2 separate regions of the Homo sapiens genome follow, and region 1 is linked to region 2. A link is an interaction called in ENCODE POLR2A ChIA-PET data of the cell type or tissue named here. Cell type or tissue: MCF 10A. All regions are shown on one strand. Each heading gives the region's core, and the rest is flanking DNA. Links, peaks and the distances in the headings are about the cores only.

What was found. ChIA-PET counts read pairs that join two places held together with the same protein. Peaks named below come from ENCODE experiments on the same cell type or tissue, not always from the same donor. Only the 100,000 strongest peaks of a DNase experiment are listed, where the experiment ranks them.
Region 1: POLR2A ChIA-PET joins it to region 2 with 5 read pairs; 2 of 35 experiments call an interaction of 5 or more read pairs at or near these places.

Annotation. Positions count from the first base shown.
Region 1 is chr13:33,245,844-33,254,288 of GRCh38, forward strand. The region is part of intron 1 of STARD13 (StAR related lipid transfer domain containing 13); the gene reads right to left. Among named protein-coding and RNA genes, the nearest start is that of STARD13-AS, 27 kb to the right of the region's middle. RefSeq lists an enhancer at 5,334-5,543. In MCF 10A, for the core only: no CTCF peak of the experiment used is centred there; DNase peaks (open chromatin) are centred at 3,478 and 5,508.
Region 2 is chr13:33,116,229-33,124,673 of GRCh38, forward strand. It overlaps STARD13 (StAR related lipid transfer domain containing 13), which reads right to left. Exons shown (of 14, transcript NM_178006.4): 8 at 1,837-2,035. Among named protein-coding and RNA genes, the nearest start is that of KL, 100 kb to the left of the region's middle. In MCF 10A, for the core only: no CTCF peak of the experiment used is centred there; a DNase peak (open chromatin) is centred at 3,843.

The sequences.
Region 1 (8,445 bases), core at 356-8,355, 130 kb after region 2:
TCATTCTCCCCCAACCTTTTTTGTAAAGTAATTTATAGGGAGTTGATTAAATTAACTGGTAAACTCAAGAGGCCAGATTCTACTTTTAAATGCATGCCCATGGTTACTGTGAGCAGAAGAATGATATAGCCTAAGGACAATAAAATTACATTTTATTCACCGTACAAGTAAGGATATTTGAAGGGTGCAGGAAGGGATGGGGTGGGCCTGTTATCCAGAGAAACATTGTAATGAATAAGCTCAAGCTTGGCAATTTTTTAATTCATTTTTTAGTGTGTGGGTAGAAGGGCAACTGCACTGTGTTCATAGACATAAATGCTTTGTCTGTCTCTTGAAGCAAAAGATAATAAATCCCAGGGTTATAATTTAAGACATGCGCATCAAAGAGAGGTAAGGAGAAGTGACTTAAGATGAATAAGTGGCTGTGTTGCTTCACAAAAGAGGAAAGCACTACCATCAAGTCAGGGTTGGCTAGAACGTTACCTATTCATTCACTTTCTATGCACCTAATGTACCCCAGACAGGCACACACACATCTCTAGTCCACCTGAGCTTCTCAGGGCTGTATCTTTGTCTAAGTCTGTATGTCTAGGAACAGACAAGCATCTTCTAAAACCAGCCATTTGTTTCAACAATCACACCTGCTTAAATTTAAGTTTCATATTTCAATAGGTTTCATACCCCTATCAACATCTTTTTAAAAATTTTATTAATTCTATTGAATAAATATTTGTTGAGCACTTTCTGTGCAAAACACTGTGCTAGGTAGATCCAACGAGGATCCAAAGATATAGAAGATATTCTAAACCTTCACTCAGGTTATTAGACAAATAAAATAATAAAAATATTGATGACCATAAAACAAAAACAAAAACTAAGAGAGAGAGAGAGAGGAGAGAATAAAACACTATGCGGTGGGATTTCAAAAGCAAAAAGAATTATCTGTTGGCAAGAGAATTAAGATTGCTTCTTGGAAGAAGACCTTGAAGGATGGATAAAATTTCAAAAGACAGTGACAAGGGTGTGGTTATGGAGAGAGTTATAGATTGGTCCAGTTTAAAGGAATGGCTGGGCTGGGTGTGGTGGCTCATGCCTGTAATCCCAGCACTTTGGGAGGCCGAGGCAGGTGGGTCGCCTGAGGTCAGGAGTTCGAGACCAGCCTGGCCAACATGGTGAAACCCCGTCTCTAGTAAAAATACAAAAATTAGCTGAGTGTGGTGACACATGCCTGTAGTCCTAGCTACTTGGGAGGCTGAGGCAGGAGAATGGCTTGAACCCTGGAGGCGGAGGTTGCAGTGAGCCAAGATCACACCACTGCACTCCAGCCTGGGTGACAGAGTGAGACTCTGTCTCGGATAAATAAATAAATAAATAAATTAAATAAATAAATAAATAAATAAAACGGCTGGAAAAAAGTCCAGAAGAGAAAGTGCGGCTTGGTTTGTCTGGAGCCAAGATACCAGGCGGCAGAGAGTCAGAATGGAGGGACACTCTGAGTGGGGACTTAGTACTCAATTCAGCAGGCGATGGGGGCAACGTGATGAGCACTGTGCTCAGATGATGGACAAGCAGACACGAATTCAACATGAGGTCTCTGCAATGCCGTCGCCAGGACAACTGCTCCATATGACCAGTGCCCTCTCATTTTTTGGAGCTAGTCTTTTCATAACATGTTTCAGGGTGCCTAATATACGTTATATTAGATATAATATATATTTCTATCATATATTTTTGCAATTTGCTGTATATATAACAGACACCAAATATAATATCAAGTACAATATCAAATATATTACATATCTATTGTATTACAAATTTTCAATTTGCTATATATTAGATATCCCAGTTATATATGTATATGAATGGCCCTCACTTGTAAGTGCTGGAACCGTGATTCACTCACTCTACTGCTATCGCCCAAAACGCACAATTCTCAGCACTGGCTGAACTTCCCATCACCTGAGATGCTTACAAAATAGTGGGTGCTGAGACCCCAATTCAAACCACTCTCAGTTGAGGTGCCCAGACACCCCAGGTTTTCATGAATGGCCAGGTGATTCTGACGTGCTAACAAGGTTGGGGACCACTGACACAAAGGGCTTTTCATGTGGGTGATTTACCTCATCTTCTGGGGGGTCCTTATATACTGCACTTGAAGACTCAATGAGGCTAAAAATATTAATTTTGAATAAATGGGCATATAACATTTTAAACTTACATTTCTATTATTGTCTTGACTTTCGAATGAGTCAGGGCTATCGTTAAGAAGAAGAAGGCTGGGCATGGTGGCTCATGCCTGTAATCCTAGCACTTTGGGAGGCCAAGACAGGAGGATTGCTTGAGTCCAGGAGTTCAAGACCAGCCTGGGCAACATAGTGAGACCTCATTTCTACAAAAAATAAAAAATTAGCTGGGTGTGGTGGCAACCAGCTGTGGTGAGCTATAATCCTGCCACTGCACTCCAGCCTGGGCGACAGAGTGAGAACTTCTCTCTCTAAAAAAAAGAAGAAGATAAAAAAGGAAGAATAAAGGAATGTAATTTAATAGACTTTTAATAACAAAGGAATTTTTAGTCACTACTTAAAACTGGAAGTCTATGGCGATCCTGGGCATGTGAGAGCATTAAGAGATTTGTGAGCTGTAGCTTCCAGTGTTACCTACCAGTTGGGGTCCAGACTTGAATGATGGGTGGGGAAGGAGCAGCAGGGCCTCTGGCCTTAGGTACAGTGACTCCCACTCCACACTGCTCCCCCATCCCTCTATTCCTCTTCCCTGTTTTTTGTCTTTCTTTTCTCCTTCATTTATCTTCTTTTGTTTTGGTATTCCTCCCATTCCTTTCCCCTTTTGCTTCCCATATTTTGATTTTTCTTCTTCCTCCACTTCTCCAGTCACTTTGTTTCTTTCTCACCATTATCCTTTCCCTTATTCAGTGTTTGGGTGTTCCCAAAACACCTGAATTACATAATATTTTAAATTATTAGTTGTATTTATTGAATGAGCTTGATACTCCCTGGTCTTAGATTTTAGGGTGGCAAGTTGAACATATCATCTAGTTTTCTTTAAAACAATAAATTTTAAATAAGCTACTTTTCACTAATAAGTTGGGAAATCATTTCTACTAAAGAAGAGAAAAGAAAACAAAACTCCTTTTTCCCCTTGCCAGATATTTCTGATAAAGGAAGATAAATGAGTACTATATTTTAAAGGCAGCCATTGCAAATGTGTTTCATGAAAAATAGGTGACATGCTACATGACATTGAAATGACTGCTAGCTTTATACATTAAAATGAGGAAAAAAAAGTTGGGAACACGATAACATCATTTCCTAAATGGTAGGAGGATTTCGAAGCAGGGAAATCAACAGACACACAAAGGTTATCACTGGCCACAAGCAGCTGTCAATAAATTCCAATCCTAAGAGAACACACTAACTCACGATGACTCAGTTGACCAAAAAGAAAACACAATAGTATCTACACAAGGCCTTGACCTTACTTCTTCATTTTGTCACTGTTTCTTCCGTCTGTAATGGGTTTCTTAATATTCAGTCAGTCTATGTCTACGATTTCTTAAGTATGAATCTAAAAATGCATTTCTTCCAAGAATTCGTCTTTGACTCCACCTCCTTTCTTTGAATGATTTCTTTTCTCAAGGTTTCCTTAGCCACCTACAATGTGCCAGGCTTTTTGGTCATGAATTTGCCAATATTATTTCTAATCCCTGCAACAATCGTACAATGCAGATATTAGTATACCATTTTGCAATTAAGGAAACTAAGCCTCAGAGAGTGTTAAATAACCTGTCTGTATCAATTAATACAGGTATAGTTGGTATTTAAATCTGCATGTTTAATTCCAATGACAGTATCCTTTCCACTTCCTCAAACTGTCTCCCTTTCGTTTCTTCCTAATGCCATCATACACCAATTATCTGTTATTATTTATTTATTTATTTATTTTGTTAGAGACAGGGTCTTACTGTGTCACCCAGGCCAGAGTGCAGTGGCGCCATCTCGGCTCACTGCAACCTCTACCTCCCAGGATTAAACAATAGTCCCACCTCAGCCTCCTGGGTAGCTGGGACTACAGGCATTTGCCACCATGCTTGCCTAATTTTTTTGATTTTTTGTAGAGATCAGGTCTCACTACGTTGCTCAGGCTGGTCTTGAACTCCCGGGCTCAAGTGATCCCCCCGTCTCAGCCTTCCAAGTGTTGGGATTACAGGCATGAGACACTGTGCCCAGCCCCCATCATAAACTAATTATGTTCTTTTACAGCAGCTTTACACACCCTTATTTTGTTTCCTCAATCAGACTAAAAGAGCAACAACAATAAAAAAAAATCTGGAAAATAATTCTCTGAAAATTCTGAGCAGTAGACATTGCTAGGTATTGTTAAGGAAAGTCAGTTACTTTGGGGGGCCAATTATCTCCTCCTAGTTCATATCTACCAAGCCAAAAGTTCCCTATAGGAAAGCTCATTAGCGCAGAGGAATGAATAAGAATTAAGTGTGTGTCTCTCACCTTCTACCAAGGGAAATATATAATTCTGGAGAATTTTATTCTCGCAAAAACAGTATTCACTGTCTTGTAACCAATGTCTCCCTTAAAACAAGAAAGCCCTGCAGAGAGTTGCAGATGTGGCATGGAATTACAAGCAACTTCATTCTGGAACCCATGCTGGTACAGACACAGCCTAAGACTGCATCCTTTTAAAGGCATTATTTCATATTGCTGAGGCTTCAAACATCACTTGGAACCCTATGAAGTCATGTGGTCCCAGTTCTGTATTTATATAATATGAAATGGCAGATTTACATTTATTCCTGTGTAATTTCAACCAGTGATTTTGGCCCATTGACCCATGCTGTTGAAATCTTTAAATATTCTCAGTCTGTCTGTCAACCAGTACACTTGCTCTCTTCCTATGAAGCATCCCTTCCAGATGTCTTGCCCCTCCTCCCATGTTCCTTAGTCTCTATTTGAACACACATCTGTTCTTGTTTGCTAGATCATAAACTGTATGAGGACAAGACTTAAGTCTGTCTTGTTCATTACTGGATCCTGGCATTTATCATAGGGCATGGCATGGTGTAGAAGCTCACTATGCTTTGAATAAGTGAAAGCATAGAAGGAGGGGAGAAATGGGAATAGGATAAGGAAGGGAAGGGAAGGGAGACGTTATAGGTAGAGGAAGAAGAGAGAACAAGATAAGATCAAGGAACAGCAACACATATAGTGTAGAATCTAAGATGCCTGAGTTGTAAGTTATTTAACTCTCTGAGGCTCATGTTTTTATTTATAAAATATCATCACATCAACCTCACAGGATTTTTGTGAGCATGGGGGGAGATGATGCTGCACAAACATCTGGTCTACAGGAGGTAGGACCCACTGAGGTTGACAGGCCGCCTGGGATTCTTTCACTTTCAAGCCTGCCAGGATGATCAAATGACAAGATTCTGTGGCTCTGAGCCATTTTTGGGCTGCTGAAGGAAGTATCTGGGCCTTATGCTCGCTGCATTGCCCCTCTTTCCAAGTGAATCACTTCATTAAAATGAAAGGTTTACTAAAACAGTCTGCCAGGTTAGGATGATTCATTCCCCAGCTGTGGCCATCATCAGAAAACCATGTGCATTCAGTACAGTTATCAAGCCTGAATAGCCACTAATTTGCAGAGCTTTTGGTCTCAGTGTCATTTATTTTTGTATTTTAAAAGAGGAAGTGCACAAGACATCATTATGTCAGTCCCACATAAGAGGCTGGTAGACTCTTAGTAAGTGGATGCACATGTTTGCATTTCCAAAAGCTTCTCTTTTCATCAAAAGAAAATACATATGTCTAATTGGCTGTTTGTGTAAAGTATGGGCATATCTATATGTTGGGTTAGTTCCTCCCTTGATGGTAAGCTATAATGAAATACATTTTTAATGTTAGATGGGGATTTTAGAAGTCTACTCTGCAAACCTCAGATTTACCACCCTATTTAGCTTGTCAAGTAAGGCTGCTACTTACATTAAATGAGTAACACCTAATCCTGAACACAATTTCAAAGTAAATTCCCTTCCTTTCCAAAACAGACAAACTAGCAAAACCTTACTTCTTCAGAGTTCTGGTAAAGGCTGAAAATCAAAACGATAAGCTTTATTCATCCTAAAAGGCTAAAGATATAAAATAGATATAAAAATAATCACACGTTAAATAAGATACTCCTATCATTACTACATTAAATATTTCCTACATGATAAATGGCCCTCTGGCACTAAAAAGGAAAGACCATCATCTTCTAATTCAATTTATTCTGGTTATGTATATGATGTATCCAAAATTGTGAGCAGCTTTTACAGCTCAGAGGCTGCCCTTTATTTGGAACTCCCTGCCTTTAATCCCTCTCCGGTTGCCACACTCCTACGTCCTGCCTATTTTTGACAACATGGAGAGGAGAACATGGTGAGGCTGGGATGGCCCAAGGGCCTCAAGAGGCTGCCCTGGGAGCAGTGATAACAGAGTGCTAGATGTTCCATTTACAATACTGAAATAGCTGCACAACAGCCCTCTGTCATTTGTTTCTAACCACAGTGAGTGACGGAGAAGATTTTCACTCTATGGGCCATATTCAGGTCCCTCCCTTCCGCATACTTTCAAATGGACTAAACAACCAGTTTCAGCTTTGAACAGTTCTCACTTTATCAATCCCAATCTTTAAGATCTACACATGCAGGGCTTCCAACATAATGTTGAAGCCGTCAGAGGGAAACCAATTTTGTCACTATCAATAGTATTGACCCAGCAGGTATGTGTTTCACTTGAATTACGGAAGAATTGCTCGAAATCACACAATTGAAGACTGATCCAGGAGAATGTTTGCTTAGATATTTTTCTAACTTTTCCCACATCAAATCATTTAGCAAGATTTGTATCTGAAAGTACTTTTCCAATAAAATTGGATTTGACGCAAGTTGCAGAAGTTTTACAGTGCCAGTAGGTGGTACGACGAGGGTTGTAAAGGATGAAAATGTGTTGCCTTTGCCTGAGAATGTTAGAGAGCTGGTGGGTTAAAGAAGACAGTGAGCACATCACCCACCAAGCGAGCTTCCCTAAGGTACTGACCTTGGGCCCATGTCACAGATGATCTGACCCAGTCATTTTCCGTTTTTTGGATTATTTTAGGGACATATAAAAAGGTCACCACCAAACAATTTTCCCATGATACTTAGATCCTAGTATCATGTGGTATTTCCATGAACCAGAAAAGAGCCCTAACTTTATGCCTCCAGAACACCATGTGTGTTCTTTGCCTACCATCATTGTAGTCCTGCTAAAAGGATAGTTTTTATGGTCTTAAGGCAATGACTATGGACAGCCAGACTTCCTAAAAGACTTCTTAGACCTCGGTAGAAAGACAGGTGCTGTATTCCTCCTTTGAACATGGATTTGTGATGTGATGTTCACTATTCTTGCCCTTGAGTTCAAATTCTGGCAATTAAGAATAGGTGTTAACACACAGACCATTTTAAAAGCTACATTAAGCCAATGGACAGCGTAAACATGCCTGGAAATAATATATGCAGTACATGCTTCATCCAGGAAAAACACAATTACCCCAAAGAACACAATTATCCACACAGAACTTAAGTTGAGCACTAAATGAAGGTTCCACCTACAACAAGGGCCGCAGCGTGTATTTATAAGATGAAGCATGCTGTTGGGCTCTAGCTGCAGCACTGCTGGGTGAGGGGGACCTCCTTGTGAAGGCCGAGGCTGCCGGTCAGTGATGAGGGCAGGGATGCCTTCTCGGCCACCTCTGCTGACAGCTGTACAGCTGTGTCTGCTTCATGTGGCCCCCGAGACCACGGTGACCCCCTTCAATGTATGGCGTTGATTCTACTGATTTATGTCAAGGGTAGCTCTGATTTATAAGCGTATCATCAAAGCCTGAAATTGAACTTTCAAAATAGTACGATCTAAAGATGATGCCTAGACTGAACGGGATAAAAATAAAGGCCTCTCTTGAACGGATACAAATTTGATGAGCAATGAACAAAACATAAATGAAGGTTTTTCAACAGGCCTGCCACAGACCATGGGGGAACACCCTGTCCAGGTGTGCTGTCAATTGGTGATCAAATTGTAAAATGTATTAGTGCTGCAATTGAATATATGCACTATTGGGATGCACAGTCTGACACACACAGGGTGATCAGCCATCCCGCTTTGCCTGGAGTGATCCTCATTTTAACACTGAAAGCCTAATGTCTCTGGAAACTATTGAATCTCAGACAAAGTGGGCTGGTTGGTCCCCAGCAGATAGGACACTAGGCTGATGGGGTAGTGGGTGGCAAAGCGGACTGAGGTCAGAGGCACAGCATGAGGTCAAGTCAGCGGCAAAGAGGATAATTTGTACACCTCAACAGAGTGGATATGCCAAGGGGTAGTCAGGACAATA
Region 2 (8,445 bases), core at 84-8,083:
ATGCTATCTGCCGAGCAGGTACCCAAAATGTGTTCCTCACATATCTCAGCCTTCAGTTGTCACTTCCTCCATGAAGCCCTCATTCTTCATCTCTCCCTCCTTGGACTTTTCTTTGTAACCTTTCTATGGAAATTCTCCAAATTTGTTGTGTTGGAGTTTTTTGTGTTCATGCCTCATCTCCCTCAATTGTAAGATCCTTAAGATCAGAGAGTGAGTCTCATCCATCCATATGCTCTGCCATGCTAAGCACGGTGCCCAGTACAGAAGTCACGCTCTGTAAATGTTTGCTCAGCTAAAATAAAGCCTGCTTTGATCTGGCTTCTTGCTTGTGACTCAGAAAGGGCCAAAGACATTTATTTCTTGAAAGTAATGTGGCTTTAGCCTTAGACTAGTGTCAACTTTAATCCAAGAACTGATTAAATGTAAAAGACTCATATCTGATACTTCCAAACCATAAGGGAGACTTAATTGAAAAATGTAGTTCAACCTCTCACAGCAACAACATCAAGAACTCCCTGTTTGGGCTCTAGCAACTTGTACCATTAACTTAACTTAATCTACTTACTTTGAAAAACTAATATTTACTTAGTGGGTTGCCACCTTAATCTGTTTTCACAAGTGGTTCTGATTACAATCCTTTCTGAGTTTGCAGTATCATGGACTCCTTAAACACATTTTATACAGAATTCTCTATAGCATGGATATTCTTCAAATTGAATCAAGTCCATGTCAAGGTCCATTTCAGGCATATTTTGCTGAAAACTCAAAACTCAAAGTCCATGGGCCAAATGGCTTTTTTCCCCCATGAATTGGGATCTGGACCATCAAAATAATTCATAATGTTAACATTGTCATATCTAGCAAAGAGTCACGTGTTTAATTTCATTCTTTTTTTTCTGAGATGGAGTCTCGCTCTGTCACCCAGGCCGGAGTGCAGTGGTGCAATCTCCACTCACTGCAACCTCCGTCTCCTGGGTTCAAGTGATTCTCCTGCCTCAGCCTCCTGAGTAGCTGGGATTTCAGGCACCCGCCACCATGCCTGGCTAATTTTTGTATCTTTTAGTTAGAGATGGGGTTTCACCATGTTGGCCAGGCTGGTCTTGAACTCCTGACCTCAGACAATCCAACCACCTCCACCTCCCAAAGTGCTGGGATTACAGGCGTGAGCCACCATGCCCAGCCCATGTGTTTATTTCTAATACCCCCATTGCAACCACTTATAGTAGGATATGCTTCTTAATCAACAATTGTTATTTTCAGGGATTATTTTAATTATACAGGCTTTGCTGAGAACTTAACATTATTAAAAAAAATCCAAGTGAAAATATAAATAAGTTTATTTAAGCTTAAGACTTGATTTGGTTTGCTTACTTTTCACCAATGAAGATACTTTGTGCTAAAATACATTTGTTTTTATTTCCTGTCATTTTAATTCATGTCACTTTGAATTTCCTATATCCCAAAGAAATGCTTACTTTTTTAAAAAATTGAATAAGTTTTAATAAATACCTATATATAAAACAACTTCTATTGTGTCCCTTTTTCATTTTAAATTTTTGTAAATGTATTGAAAGTTTGTTTTAGATCATACACAAAACTCTTTTGAGAAGGAATATTTTGATGTCAAAAAGGTATTTTCAAATGCATAAAAAAATGGCTTGTGGATTTCCATATCAAACTTTGAGCAAAAGTTACTTCCGTAGAGGAGAGCAGGATTACATACATCTTTATGGATTGATGTATTATTCGTATAATTAAAACTCAATCTATAGGGAATTATTTTCATTAAAGTGGAAGGATGCCCACGAGAACACCAATCTCATTATTTCCACTTACACTGATAGATATGGAGAAAGGTCTCACTGAGCTTGTTGGTGAAAAGAGGCTCAGGGAGGTCCCGGAAGAACTGTTTCACCATATCCGCCACATCATAAGCAGACTGGTCTTCATAGTTGACGTTCTCAGGGAAGTTTTCATTCATTTGGCGAAGGGCATGGATTCGAGACTTCACTCCTGATTTGCGAAAAAGACCCACCTGAAACAAAGCCATAGGGATGTGTCAGCCAGGCCACACTTGGTTGTGAGGAGGAGGAGGAAGCATGGGAAGGGAACTGGATGAGCTGGAATTGCCTCCCAATTAGTACATGCTGAACTACTAGTATAGCTACTTTAGGCAGTACCCGAACACTGTCTTCCTCTCCTATGAAATGAAGATAAGAATAAAACCCCACCTCACAGGATTACTGTGGAGAGTAAGTGAGGAAATAGATGTGCATGTGCTTTGCGACCTGTTACATCTTATCACACTGCAGATGTTATTATTATTTTATTCATTTATTCAACAAGTAGTGATTAAGTAACCACTGTGTATCAGGCATGCTTAGAGTTCCTAGGTGTCATTAGTGAGCAGAACAGATAAAATTCCCTGCCCTTTAGGGTTTACATTGCCATGGGGATTTTGAGAACGTCTGGTCAATGGGAGGTTTGGTGAAAACAATGTGGGTCGTGGATGAAAGAATCCCAGATAAACAGCCATATCCAGTGCCCCTGCAGGGGAGAGTTTTATGGGGAATATGTTCATGAAACAGACTAATATCATAAGTACATATTTTGATTTAAGGAATTTATTTACTTTTTCTTCTTTGGAATTCTTGGCACTTACTTTTCTACCTGTTTGTTTTTATGCAGTAAGCTATGGCTCTAGTGAGAATGATTCCTGGGTGGCTTTTTTTTCAGACCTCAAGATATTGTCATATCATGCCTTTTTCATCTTAGAGTCTAGACTCCTCCCCTACTTGATGAATAAATGGAGCATTAAGGCATCAAGGACAGAGTGGCCCTAATGAGAATGAGTGAGGCAGAGCAGAGCCCGGCAAGAATGAAGATCCTGCAATGGTGGGGCAGGTTAAGCTCTAGGCCCTCTAGAGGAACTTTCTGTGCTGGACTTACCCGCTATTCAAAAAGGAACTGAACTTTCCTGGGCACCCTGGCTTATAGTGAAATAATATGTCTGCTATTTTTTAAATGCCTATAGGGAGTTGATTTGCTTCAACCCTCAATTTTCACAGCTCTCATTCCCCAGTGGCTCATGGGTTGGCCCACTTCTGCAAAGCAAGGTAGAACCTTCCTGAGTGGCTGGTCAGGTAGACAGTGGCCACTAGTGTCAGCCACTGCTCATCCCCCCTATACCTGGAGGAAAGCCTAATACAGGTCGTCTTACTGATCACTCTGTGTGCCAGGCCGGCCTCCACCCAAGTTCGGGTATGTGACAAAGGCTTTCCTGATTGCTGCAACAAATGGAGAGCAGTCCTCATTCTTTTAAATTGTGGTAACAGCAGGGGAAGGATTCCAAGCCATTAGAGCATACTCAGGTTTTTGTATATGTCAGCCGAATGGATCACAGGGGAAATTATACACTGCTACTTTTTGTGGCCATAAAAACAGAATTCTTAGTAATATTTCTTTGCATTCCAAGGTTTATCGCTCTAATCCCACACATCAGGATATTCAGGCTGATAATATTGTCACTTAAAATATGAGTTACTTTCTTTTTTATTCTTAAAGTTTGGAATGTCTAGAAAATGCACAGTTTTGCCATACTTAGATGATTCGCCACAAAGAATCCAGACAATATTTATCTTCCTTCAACTGGCAACAACTCCAAATTTCATCAAAGGGCATGGAAAGAAAGCATGTACTGTCAAAAGAGAAAAAAATTCAAGATGTCAGGTGAGTGATTATTGGGGTGAGATCCATCTCCGATTTGTTTACATCTTCTGCTTTTCTGATTTTGGAAGGAGGCCCAGGACTGTGCACACCACAGGGCTGGCTGTGCTGTACGAGAGTTCTCATAATCGAGATGCCCTGAAGGTAAATACTTCAGTGTGACTCACAAATATTTATCCTCATATGAGCAGGTATTATTCCATTTGAGAAGAATTCCTACTTTTTTAACAGCAGAGAAATGTTGATCAGGATCTACAAAAAGAATAAAGCAGACAGTGTTTCTGTTTAAATTGTCGAGCACGTTCCTCTTTTGTCCACCGTGTCTTGCGGGCTGTTTCTGGGCACACAGTCATGTGCGTGCACACACACATCCCAGAGATGCTATCTTTGTATTGTTTGGTTTCCAAATTTCTTTCTCGTTTCAGCAAATATTGTTATTTTAATTATTTTAGACATGTCTGCAGCTCTCCAGCTGTGGGCTCTGAGCTGCTTTTTCTGACTGAGATCTTAGGATGTCCAGAGGGTAGTCAGGGATTTATTGTGCTGCCTCGAAGTCTGACAATAACCTTCCTGCCCTGGCCTTGTCTTCTAGGGGACATGGGAAATATAGACGTATATATATATTTTGGTTTCTGTGGATTTTTGTTGGAAGTACAGCAGGAAAATTTTCTTTCATAAACCTAATAAAGAAAAGGTGGTCTCAAATCAGATTCCAGTTATAGTAGCTGAAGATGGCCAAAGGGAAAGATGGAAAGAACCTCTCTTCAAAGCTATTGATGAGCTGATGATTGAGCTAACCCTGGAACCGTTCTATTTCCTGACTTTTTTTTTTTTTGAGACGGAGTCTTGCTCTGTCACCCAGGCTGGAGTGCAGTGGCGCATTCAAGTGATTCTCCTGTCTCAGCCTACTAAGTAGCTGGGATTACAGGCACCTGCCACCACTTCCAGCTACTTTTTACATTTTTTAGTAGAGACAGGATTTCGCCACATTGGCCAGGCTGGTCTCGAACTCCTGACCTCAAGTGATCCACCCACCTTGGCCTCCCAAAGTGCTGGCATTACAGGTGTGAGCCGCCATGGCTGGCCTATTTCCTGACTTTTTGTTTGTGTTTTGTGAGACCATGAATTTCCTGTCATTTAAGCCATTTTGGGATGGGGCTTCTAGTGGTTGCTGTGGAAAGCCACTGGGCACAGTGAGTAGAAGATGGTCTTTCTAAGGCATAGAGAGATCCTGAGACCAGAAGAAGAGCTTCCCCTCTCGATCCTCATAGAAAAACACTGTGACGGCAACGAGTGGTTTCCAATAATCATTTCTTCTTCAGAAAGTTTTGGCCGAGCACAGTGGCTCACACCTGTAATCCCAGCACTTTGGGAGGCCGAGGTGGTTGGATTGTCTGAGGTCAGGAGTTTGAGACCAGCCTGGCCAACATGGCAAAACCTCGTCTCTACTAAAAAATACAAAAATTAGCCAGGAGTGGTGGTGGGTGCCTGGAATCCCAGCTACTTGGAAGGCTGAGGTGGGAGAATCTCTTGAACCTGGGAGGCAGAGGTTGCAGTGAGCTGAGATTGTGCCACTGCACTCTAGCCTGGGCAACAGAGCCAGACTCCACCTCAAAAAAAAAAAAAAAAAGTTTCCAAAGCAAGGATTTGATCTGAATTTTTGACAAGAGATAGTTTTCCACATAAAAAATGGAGAAGAAACCTGTTGTTCATCCTTTTTTTTTTTTTTTTTTGAGACAGAGTCTCACTCTGTCTATCAGGGCTGGAGTGCTGGAGTGCAGTAGCATGATCTCAGCTCAACCACAACCTCCATCTCCTGGATTCAAGTGATTCTTCTGCCACAGCCTCCCAAGTAGCTAGGATTACAGGTGTGCACCACCACGCCCAGCTAATTTTTTTTTTTTTTTTGAGATAAAGTCTCGCTCTTATCCCCCAGGTTGGAGTGCGATGGCACGATCTCAGCTCACTGCAACCTCTGCCTCCTGGGTTCAAGCAATTCTCCTGCCTCAGCCCCCTGAGTAGCTGGGATTACAGGCACCTGCCACCATGCCCAGCTAACTTTTGTATTTTTAGTAGTGACAGGGTTTTACCATGTTGGCCAGGCTGGTCTAGAACTCTTGACCTCAGGTGATTCACCAGCTTCGGCCTCCCAAAGTACTGGGATTACAGGCGTGAGCCACTGCACCCAGCCTAATTTTTGTATTTTTAGCAGAGATGGTGTTTCACCATGTTGGCCAGGCTGGCCCTGAACTCCTGACCTCAAGTGATCTGCCCACCTCGGCCTCCCAAAGTGTTGGGATTTTAAGTGTGAGCCACCATACCTGCCCTGTTGCTCATCCTTCTGATCACAGTGGATGGGCAGGCAACAGCCCCAGCTCCCTCAGCTTCGTTATGAGGAAGATCCCAGGAGGGCATAATGTTTTTCCTTCACTTTTGTGTCTGTCACCCATGGACGGGCAGCCTGGGCCATCACACAGGGTCTCACACACTTAGTTTAATGCTCTGCTGTCTTGGTTTTGAAATTCTCAATGATTTATGAACAAGTGATCCCACATTTTCTCTTTTCACTGGTCCCACAAATGGCATAACAGGTCCTGCTGTCATCTACTGTTAAAGCTCAGCCCAGCCACCCTCTTGAGAAAGGGGAGAATGGCCATCAGCAATGCAGAGTTCATTTTATAAGCATCTCTCTTGTATGTGATCTCTCATTTCCTTTTGAAGATAAAAGGCGAGTGATGAGTGTCCCCTTGGTCTAGTTTTCCTGTCTTCTTTCTGTTGTCTTTCACCTAAAAACCTAGCTATGAAAAAGCAAGGACTCAGCTGGGCACAGTGGCTCATGCCTGTAATCCCAGCACTTAGGGAGGCCGAGGCGGGTGGATCACCTGAGGTCAGGAGTTCGAGACCAGCCTGGCCAACATGGTGAAACCCTATCTCTATTAAAAATACAAAAATTAGCTGGGTATGGTGGTGCGTGCCTGTAAATCCCAGCCACTCAGGAGGCTGAGGCAGAAGAATCACTTGAACCCAGGAGGCGGAGGTTGCAGTGAGCTGAGATCGTGCCACTGCACTCCAGCCTGGGTGACAGAGCAAGACTCCATCTCAAAAAAAAAAAAAAAAAAAAAAAAGCAAGGACTCAAGGATAATTTCACTGGATAGCCCCAGAGCACTGCTCACTTTATCTGAGGCAGGCAACAGAAAAAGTGACAAACAGCCAGCGGGGGCAGGGACACTTGTACTGAGTACTAAGAGTCTTCCCAGCATGATTAGGCTTTTAAAACTTACTGCTCTATTAGGAGGAGAGGCTGAGCATGAGTGGTGCATTAGAATTCACATTCCATCTGAATAATATTAAATCTCCCTCTTGGCATCCTGTTTATGCTAATCTTTTTCGGGACTTAATGATGTTTATCAGGACTTCCATTTCCTCTTCTTTAGAAATGTGCTCAGCTAATGAAGGAAGGTTGGTTTTCTTGAGAAAGAAAGATTCATAAGAAGAGTATGCAGCAGATTCTTATTCTGAGCATTGCAGGTTCAGCCTCTCACTGCGGTGACTTCATATTCATCAGGAATAGGTATAATCTATTCTGTGCACAGTTGATTTAGGGCAGAAATAAAAGCTCAGACAACAAAGCAAGGCTCCTCTTACACACTACTATGTCTGAATACAAATGGTTCATAATTGAAGGCTAAACTTCCTCATCTCACCCACAGCCAGCTGCAAGGGCAAACATGGACACTCTGTTGCATCATATAGAAACTGCTGGGCATGCAGGAGTGTGGAAGACAAAAGGCTGGCAATGTGTCAGGCTCTGTGGGGCAGGGTCAACTGCAATGAGTGCTTATATGCGAGGCGAGTGTTTAGCACGGGGAGAAGGGCCCATCGCACTGCAGGAAGCCTTCTCCCTGAGACTCGGGGCAATGCCTTGGGAGAGTATGGGGTGGTACTTCCTATTAAAATGTGGCATAGAAGGGGTTATTTGCGGATGTTCTCGTCTTCTGCAGCTTTGAGGCTGAGATCTCAAGGCCTTGGGCAGACTGGAATCTTTTCAATTCCACAGAAGTGCTGTTGGCGAAGAAAGAACATTCGTTTGGTGTTGCTCTCCTTGCTTTTCACTCTTTTCCCCTCGCTTTTCTGATTGATTCGCTTTTACTAGCTCTTGCTTGCTCTGAAATCTCCGGAAAAGCCAGGTTTTGATTCCTTATGTTTCTCTAGTTCTCCCCTTTTCCTTCCTATTACCACCTTCCTTTTTCACAGGAGCCAGAGAGGTGGTCTCTGCGTGCTTCCCACACCACATTGACAAGGAAAGGGAGGGACATTCCAAGGCTGGAAGCCCTGCCAGGACTGGGTGCATTATAAGGTGGTGACTGACTGTGGTGAAAGTCCCTTCGATGTCCTACGGATTCTCCCATGTGACTGACGCGAGATGCGTGGCTCTATTCATTTTAATTACATTTAGAATCAGTATTTATATCTTGAAATGAGTCTTCTTCCTCCAAGCCTTTGCCGGCACACTGTTTTTCATCTTGGCATTCTCCCAGATTTAAAAAATTGACCTGAGATGGACACAGGGGTGGAAGAGGTTTTGGTGCCCTGTGTCTTTCTCTCTACTGATAAGACTTTTGCTTCTAAAGAGAGACTGGCCCCACTAACAGCAATGATATTGGCACTGCACATTATTCAGAAGCTACGGGGGGCAGGAATGGTTTATAGCTATGGAC